Linked DNA regions of Homo sapiens: region 2 is linked to region 1. A link is a loop called in an ENCODE intact Hi-C map of the cell type or tissue named here. Cell type or tissue: Caco-2. All regions are shown on one strand. Each heading gives the region's core, and the rest is flanking DNA. Links, peaks and the distances in the headings are about the cores only. Region 1 holds the start of LOC105371155 (a long non-coding RNA gene). Region 2 overlaps KDM8 (lysine demethylase 8).

Region 1 (4,391 bases), core at 136-4,135:
ACTACCATGCCCAGCTAATTTTAGTATTTTTAATAGAGACAGGGTTTCACCATATTGGCCAGGCTGGTCTTGAACTCCTGACCTTGTGATGCACCCGCCTTGGCCTCCCAAAGTGCTGGGATTACAGGTGTGAGCCACCGAGCCTGGCCCAGACCAAAGTTTTGTTATGCAGATGCAGCCTCCTGGTAGCAGGCTTCAGAGAGAATAGATTACAAATGTTTCTTATCAGACTTAAAGAGCCTGTCTATCCATAATTCCAAAAGGGAGGAGGATATAACGAGGAGTGTCTCGCTCCCTCTTTCCATCACGGCCTTGAACTAGTTTTTTGGGTTAGTTTTGGAATGCTCTGGCCGAGAGAAGGGGTCCATTCAGATGGTTCGGAGGGGGCCTTAGAATTTAATTTTGGTTTACATCTGCTTTCTTCCCCCCACTTTACAGTGTACTGTATTGTGAAGATCTTTCCATATCAGTGCAGAGACAGCTTCCTCACTGTTGTTTATGTTATTTATGGCTGTAGAGTGGGGTGTGCTGGCACCAGCTGGCTGATGGTGTGCTGGCTCCGAAGAACTGATTGCTAAACCTTCAGCGATTTTGTGAACCAATTGATTTCACATAGGTGGCTTGAAATAGGCCACAGTGGTAGTATTTGCACAACAGAAATGGGCAAACTGTCTACCTCAGGGCTTCCCACTCAGACAGCTGGTTGTTAAACGTTTATTGCACACCTCCCATTGTATAGATATACCAAGGTTCAGGTAGCCAGTCTCCCATACATGGATACTTGAATTATTTTAAATATTGTTTTTTATGGCCGGGCATGGTGGCTCCTGCCTGTAATCCCAGCACTTTAGGAAGCTGAGGTGGGCGGATCACTTGAGGTCAGGAGTTTGAAACCAGCCTGGCCAACATGGCAAAACCCCATCTCTACTAAAAGTACACACACACACAAAAACCTAGCTAGGCCTGGTGGCAGACGCCTGTAATCCCAGCTACTCGGGAGGCTGAGGCAGGAGAAACACTTGAACCTGGAAGGTGGAGATTGCAGTGAGCCAAGATTGCACCACTGCACTCCAGCCTGGGCGACAGTGAGACCCTGTCTCAAAAACAAACAAACAAACAAACAAACACAAAAAACAACAACAAAGTATTGTTTTTTTATAAATGATGCTTCAATACGTGACAGATATCTGACCTGAGAAGGAAGAGAAAGGGGATTGTGACAGCCACTAGGATAGAAATTACAATAAGCCCCTAGCCTTACCACTATAAAGAGTGGGATTCTTGGAGCAGCTGCCTTGACATCCAGGAGCTTGTCAGAAATGCAGACTCCCAGGCCCCATGACAGAACTGCTGAATTCGACCAGGACATTAATGTGTGCTACAAAGATTGAGAAGCACTTCCCTGACAATCTGCGTGTGTGTGTGTGTGTGTGTGTGTGTGTGTGTGTGGTTGATTCTATTCTTTTTCTTTGTAGAGATGGGGTTTTGCCATGTTGCCCAGGCTAGTCTCAAACTCTTGGCCTCAAGTGATCCACCTGCCTCAGCCTCCCAAAGTGCTGGGATTACAGGCGTGAGCCATCGCACCCAGCGTATTGATTATATTCTATTTTATACTTTATTTAATTCCTTTTTGTTGTTCTGAGGTCTTATTTATTTTTAAGAATATAATTTTATCTTTACATGTTTAGAAAAATTAGAAAATGTGGATAACACATAACTAAGAAAATAATAGCTTCCTTTCCTTCTGTCCAGAGTCTATCACTATTAACCCCTTTGAGCATCATTTCCAGGTCTTTTCCTGTGCATGCCTTCATACGTGTTAAATCAAGTTTAGCCTAAAGCTGCCTCCTTACGTATTTTAAGTTTGGCCTAAAGGGTTCTCCGTACATGGTGAACTGTAACCTAAACGGAGGTGTAAAGAGACTGTAACCGGTTCTTGTGCCAATCACCGAGTTTTGGCCCATCAGAGATGGTTTGAATGGTTTGCCCGGCTAATTTTTAATTTTTTTTTGGAGCGATGGGGGACTTGCTGTGTTGGCCAGGCTGGTCTGGAAGTCCTGGCCTCAAGCGACCCTCCTGCCTCTAAGGTGGCGCTTTTAACCCTTTGTGTACCACCACCACAAACCGCGGCCCAGTGCGTTAATGGGTGGAGGGAGGGGGAAGGGGAACGCTGAGAGCCCCCTTGTGGCCGACCAGGGTATTGCGTGTGCCCAGGCTGAGTGGGAACAAGGAGCGTTAAGAGTAGATAATTGTAGCATTGCAGGTGGGCTACAGATTTAGAGACAGGAGACCACGTGCCTACATGCACGAGCGTGCACACGCACTTACACACATACACACACGCCTGCACACATACACACATGCATGCACACCCTGATAAGTGACCCATTCCTTAGCCAAGGCTGCACAAGCGTGGTTCCCCAGAGCAGGAGCAAAGTCCGTTTATTTGCCATGAACTTCCCCTGACTCCCTCCCTGGTTGTCAGCTTTCTGTATCCTTTTCCTTGTAGCTATGGCCCTTCCAGAGCCGAGAGAGCAGCAGAGCTCTTGCTGTGGCCTAAACCTTACATGCTTGAACCTGACAGTGGAGGAACTTCCCTAGCAACCTGGGCACTAACTTTGACCACTAATGGCTTTGGAACCAGGTTCCCTAGCAGTGAGGCTGCACCCTTACCCCGGGAAAGAAAGCAGGGCCAGGACCCAGGTTCTCCTGAGCAGTGTCTATGCTGCCACCTGCCCAGAGTGCAGGGGCGTCCTCTTCTAATAGGTGACATGTATTGAGCACTTACTGTATGCTGGGAGCTGCCTGTGCTTTCGCTTTATCTGATTTAATCCTCACAGCAACTCTCTGACATGGATTAAGCACTTAGTGAATACTAGTTGAGTGGATGCATGATTATCCCTTCGAATTAGATCTTATTCTTATTCTCCTGTTAGCTCCCTGACCTCCTTTTTTGTTTTTGTTTTTGTTTTGAGATGGAGTCTCACTCTTGTCTCCCAGGCTGGAGTGCAGTGGCACAATCTTGGTTCACTGCAACCTCCGCCTCCTGGGTTCAAGTGATTCTTCTGCCTCAACCTCCTGAAAAGTTGGGATTATAAGTGTGCGCCACCACACCCGGCTAATTTTTGTATTTTTAGTAGAGACAGGGTTTCACCATGTTGGCTAGGTGGGTCTTGAACTCCTGACCTCAAGTGATCCACCTGCCTCAGCCTCCTAAAGTGCTGGGATTACAGGTGTGAGCTACCACATCTGGCCTCAGACTTCACTTTCTACCAGTCTCTGTGCTTCTGGCGCCCCGGCTTCCTTGCTGTTCCTGGACTACTCTTGGTGCACTCCTGCCTCAGGGCCTTTGCACTTTTCCTTTGCCTGAACTCTGCACCCAGATATCCACGTGGCTGGCTTCCTTCCCTACTTCATCAGGCCATTATTCCAACCTCCCCTTCTCTGTGAGGCTTTCCCCAAACGCCTTATTTAAAATTACAACACTCCTTCCCTCCCTCCTTATTCTCTTTCCCTACTTTATTTTCCCCAAGCAAGCATTATCTTCTCCCATTCTATACACAGTACGTCCTGGTCTTGCTCATTGTTGATCTCCGCTACTTGGATCTACACCTCTTCTCCCCTTCTGGCAGGGATCTCTGCCTTCGCTGCTATCTCCTGGCTACCTGTGCCAGGGCCTAGTTCAGAGTAGATGCTCAGTACATATATATTGAATATATCTTGAATGTATGAAAGAACAAATGAGTTTCCTTTCTACAAAGGAGGGGACTGAGGCGCAGAGAAATGAGCTGATCACTTGTCCAAAGTGACATGGCAAATAAATGACAGCTGTGGGATTCAAGTCCTGCCAGACTCCTAAGCTTGGAAGGTAGGGTTGCCTGGGAGAAATGCTGGATGGGTCTTTTTTGATGATCACTAAAGTAAGTTGCCTTTGAGTGAAAAGGATTCAGTAGCTGAAGTTTGCAAACACAGTGCCACGAAGCCCTTGCCGCCCTGCCTTCCTGTCCGGGAGATGGCTCCAGGTAGCTCCAGGCAACCAGAAGATGTGCTGGGATGGAGGCTGTGGATATCATCTTTGGTGTTATTTTGCTTCTAGAGATGGGAGCTCTTTTCTGAGCCTATTTGTAGGGACATCTGCATATACGAGCCACCTATCTGGTAAGTCCTTCCCATGGTCCGAGGCCTGTACAGCAGAACCCGGGCATGAGCTCAGGACTTTGTCTATACTACTGCAATTATGTAGTTAATTGTGCCAGTGTGTCCATTAGCTGACATAATCAGGGAGTGAATTAACTTCTGCTTTTCTGGCTATATTTCAAAGGCATTTTTAAATGCTTATTTTTTTTGGAGCCTATGCACTCTTCAGAAATTAAATTTAGGCTGTGATTTTA
Region 2 (4,391 bases), core at 144-4,143, 60 kb before region 1:
ACAAAGTATGAAACAGCTGCTCCAGGACAGGGAGCCAAGGTTAACCATGGCTTCCAGGGTCCCCAGCCCACACTGAGGCCATGCCCCCAGGATGACCAGGGTCAGGAGAAAGGTGGGTCTCGGGATCACACAGTAGGGACCTGATCAATTAGAATCCCCCTTTCCTTCACTTAGCAAGTGACATGGACAGGACGCAGGATGCACAGGTCCTAATAGGGAGGCCTGGGGAAGAGAAACCGCCAGCGTCCTTTAATGTCGGCATGAAGGCTCCTGGCACAGCCCCTACTGGCCCTGGGTCCCCCATCGAGACAGAGAAGCAGTCCTGGCTTCAGCAGTAGATACAGCAGCTGATCAGCATCCCAGGGCCCCACTGCAAAGGCTACAGAGGTGCGGCCCCAGCCCACCCCTGGCTGTAGCCCTGACCCTGACTGACTCGAGTCTTCCACGTTCGGGACACGCACCTGGCCCTATCCTTGAATCCTGCCAAGGGCTGCCTTCCTGGGCACTCCTGGCAGACACCACACCAGCCAGGTCCCTCCTGGGCGCCCCAGCTCCATCTATTTAGTGTTTTGGGGTCCTGAATCTGGGCATCTTCCCCGATCTTCCCTCCCTCCCCCACACATCCACCCACGTCCAGGGCTCGGTGGTTCACACCGGTCTTGAACTGCTCCACCTGCCAGCATCACCTCTCCTTGCACCACAGCAATAGCCCAGCCAGCCACCCGCTCCGACAGCTGCTCCCTTCATCTCTGAATAGCAGCCCCTACAATCCTCGGGGCACTGGCGACCCCCCAGTGTTTCCTGTCACTTTAGGAAAATGGCTCCTCATCACCCACGTCCTGTCACCTTCCTAGCCTCACCTGCTGCCTCCCTCCTACTCACGCTCACTGCTCCAGCCGCACTGAGCCCAGGAGGGGAGGAGAGGGGAAGGTGAGACGGTGAGGGGCAGAGGTGCGTGGCCTCAGACTTACCTGGTCAAAGAGCTGGTGCTGAGCAAGGTACCCGACGTCCCTTGGCTAATCCACCGGGGAAAACCAGAGGCAACACAGAAAGCCCAGTTAGTCATGACAGATGCCCTCCTGCTGCTGCTGTCCAGCTGGCCCCAGCTGCAGCACCCGTCACCCTTCCACTCCATCCTGAGTGGTCCTCTCCAACCCTTAGAGGCCCTGGGGCAGCTTCAAAGAACCTCTCCAGCACCGGGGTACCCAGTTTGTAAAGCACTGATCTCATCCATCTGATTGGCAAACATTTTCATAAAATGGCAACAAACAGTGCAGGCAAAGATGTAAGAAAATGGACACTTGTGTTAATTGCTGGTGAAAGTATAAGTGATCTAACTTTTGGGAAAAATAAATTGTCCTATCCTGTCCTGTCGTAATTTTGACAGGGCCTGGTTCTATTGTCCAAGCTGGAATGCAGTGGCCTGATCTTGGCTCACTGCAACCTCTGCCTCCTGGGCTCAAGCAATTTGCCCCACCTCAGCCTCTTGAGTAGCTGGGATTACAGGCACGTACCACTATACCCAGCTAATTTTTATATTTTTTATAGAGACAGGGTTTCACTATGTTTCCCAGGCTGGTCTTGAACTCCTGGTTTCAAGTGATCCGCCTGCCTCAGCCTCCCAAAGTGCTGGGATTACAGGTGTGAGCCACCATGCCTGGCTGCTATTAAAAATTTAAATACACATACTCTAGACTTAGCTGTCCAACTTTTGGAACAGGCTAAAACCCACTGAATTATACTCCCCTGCCCATTAAAAAGGACCTGACATGAATCCCTCATGTCTGCTGGCTAAGCAGCCTGCCTTCCTCGCTGCGGTCGTCCCTCCGACCACAGACTTACAGCCTGGCTCCTCCAAAACCTCCCATTACAACACATGGGGGGTTATTTGCCTAAATGTACTATGCTCTCTGCCTTGCAAGTACTAGGGGAAAGCAGTCCCCATGATGTACCTCATTCACGATGTATTTGCTGATGAACTCGTTGACCGTCATGAGGGTCTGGGACCATTCCTCATCTGTGTACCTCGAACCAACTTCCACTGGGACAGTTCGGCAGCCAGCGATCTCCTGGATATACTCCAAACTAGCAGAAAGACACACATTGGCATCGTCACTGCTAATATCTGTTGGGCATAGTACTAAGTGTGCTTTGCATGTGGTCCCCTTTCATCCTCGGAAAACCTCACGTGCAGAGACAAGGACTGTCATCCCCAGCTTCACTGATGAGGAACCGGCATGGAGAGGTGGGGCTCCCTGCTCAAGGCTGTGTGGCTCATACACAGTGCTGTGCAGCTTTGCAGACAGGGCCGGTAAGTCTGGTTGGCTGGGCTGCTCTAGTTCCCTGCTTGCCAACAGCCTCCTCACTTCTTTCTTTGCTCATTTTGTCACTAAGCTGAGAAACCTTTGAACAAATAGCGGACAGCGTGGCAGGTGGCAGTCTCCTGGACTCTGCCCTCTAGCCTGGGACTGATTCCAGGCCTCATCAGTTACAGGCCAGGGGATCTGAGGCAGGTTACTGAACCCGAGTCCTTGATCCCCATTTACAGAATGGGGGTGATGACAACACCTGTCCTAGTGCCAGGTACGTAGTAAAATGCTTAATGAAGCCTTGCTGTGAGGAGAGCTCCTGCAATGAGAATTCCTCCACATGTGTCAGCGGGTACCATTCCCTCCGCGAAACCACAAAACAGGCGGACTCCATCTACCTTCCTGGAGAGATGCCTCCTTATTTCCAAACTCATGCAGAGCCGCGGCATGACAGCCACGCTCCAGCTGCCTGATCTGATCTCCCCATCATGATTCTGAGAAAGGACTAGAAACAAACACAAGAGACCACAGAATCCCTCAGAGAGAGAGGGGCTGTCTCTTGGGTTATTTCTGCTCTTAGCTTCAGGGCCCTGAGATGGTCTGAAATTGCTAGGATCCTGTAAAATTGCATAACAGAAACATTCTAGGACTGCCACTTAGGGACTCATTAAAAAACCGCTTAAGGCGAGCAAGGTAGAAGGTAAGAATCCCATAACCTGCGGCATAAATTCAGAGCACCTTACTTTTCACTCTTTTTTAACCCCTTGGCAATCAGTCAAGGGCTGCTAGTGAAGCATCTACAAGGTTGCATTTCCCTGGGGATGGTCGGGAGGAATTCAGGGAGCCCTGGGGAACGCTAAAATGGGAAAAGGGACCTCACCTCCCTCAGCGACCACCCACCTCCACTTCTGCATGCACGGCCAGTGGTCAGCCACGCCTTTCAGGATCACGGGCCTCCCTGGAACCAAAAACTGCTCCCTGAAATGCTGGAGGGACGGACGGTGCAGCCGGGGGACTGTTTTTTCTAACTTCACATCTGGAATCAAACCATGGTCCGCCCTTGCTTTCTGTTTAAAATCAAAACAGAACAAAATAGCAACCACCTCAGGAAGTCGACATTTGAGGTATTCCACCAGGAACCTGTGTCAGGGGTAGGAGAGCTTAGCTGTCAAGAGTACCAGTAACAACAATAGACAACGTTTGTTATTATTACTGCTACTATTACTATTTGCTCCTCATGAGATCAAGGTGGTTTTTTTCTTAACCATTTCATCAAAAATGTTTGTTTCATTATAAACTGCTTTCACAGACATTCTGCAATAAAGGAAAACTTACTATCTCCAACTTCACCATCTTAAGGTCTTCTCATTCCTATTCTTTTCCCATCTTACACACACACACACACACACACACACACACACACACACACACACGCAAAATATCTCTGACCCACTGGGAGTAACAGCAATGATGAAGCAGCAGCCCTGCCTCTCCCCTCCAATCATTTATCAAAAGCAGTTTCCACATGGCCACCCGGTCCTTACAGTTTCTTAGGAGTGGCTGCACCATCATTTCCTTAACCATCTCCCAGCTGGGTGACCTGAGTAAGTTACTTGCTGCTTGAGAACCTCAGTGTCCACAGGTGTGAACCTGCTGGGAAATGGCCAGCCACACTGGCTCATACCTGTAATCCCAGCACTTTGGGAGACCAAGGTGGAAGGACTGCTTGAGCCCAGGAGTTTGAAACGAGCCTGGGCAACATAGAGAAACCTCTGGCTCTAGAAAAAATTTAAAAAGCTCGGCGTGGTGGTACATGCCTGTAGTCCCAGCCACTCGGGAAGCTGAGGTAGGAGAAATCACCTAAGCCTAGGAGGTCGAGGCTGCAGTGAGCTATGTTTTATTTATTTATTTATTTATTGAGACCGAGTCTTGCTCTGTTGCCCAGGCTGGAGTGCGGTGGCACAATCTCGGCTCACTACAACCTCTGCCTCACGGGTTCAAACAATTCTCCTGCCTCAGCCTGCAGAGTAGCTGGGATTACAGGCATGTGCCAGGACGCCCAGCAAATTTTTGTATTTTTAG

The links. Peaks named below come from ENCODE experiments on the same cell type or tissue, not always from the same donor. Only the 100,000 strongest peaks of a DNase experiment are listed, where the experiment ranks them.
Region 2: it touches region 1 in a loop (6-fold over the local background); 7 of 110 quality-filtered maps call a loop at or near these places.

The regions. Positions count from the first base shown.
Region 1 is chr16:27,152,997-27,157,387 of GRCh38, reverse strand. It overlaps LOC105371155 (a long non-coding RNA gene), which reads left to right and starts at 3,257. Exons shown (of 3, transcript XR_950956.2): 1 at 3,257-3,868; 2 at 3,973-4,158. In Caco-2, for the core only: a CTCF peak has its summit at 2,181 (motif pointing left); a DNase peak (open chromatin) is centred at 2,197.
Region 2 is chr16:27,212,570-27,216,960 of GRCh38, reverse strand. It overlaps KDM8 (lysine demethylase 8), which reads right to left. Exons shown (of 8, transcript NM_024773.3): 3 at 3,210-3,376; 4 at 1,953-2,085; 5 at 972-1,016. Among named protein-coding and RNA genes, the nearest start is that of KDM8, 11 kb to the right of the region's middle. RefSeq lists an enhancer at 1-280. In Caco-2, for the core only: no CTCF peak of the experiment used is centred there; no DNase peak of the experiment used is centred there.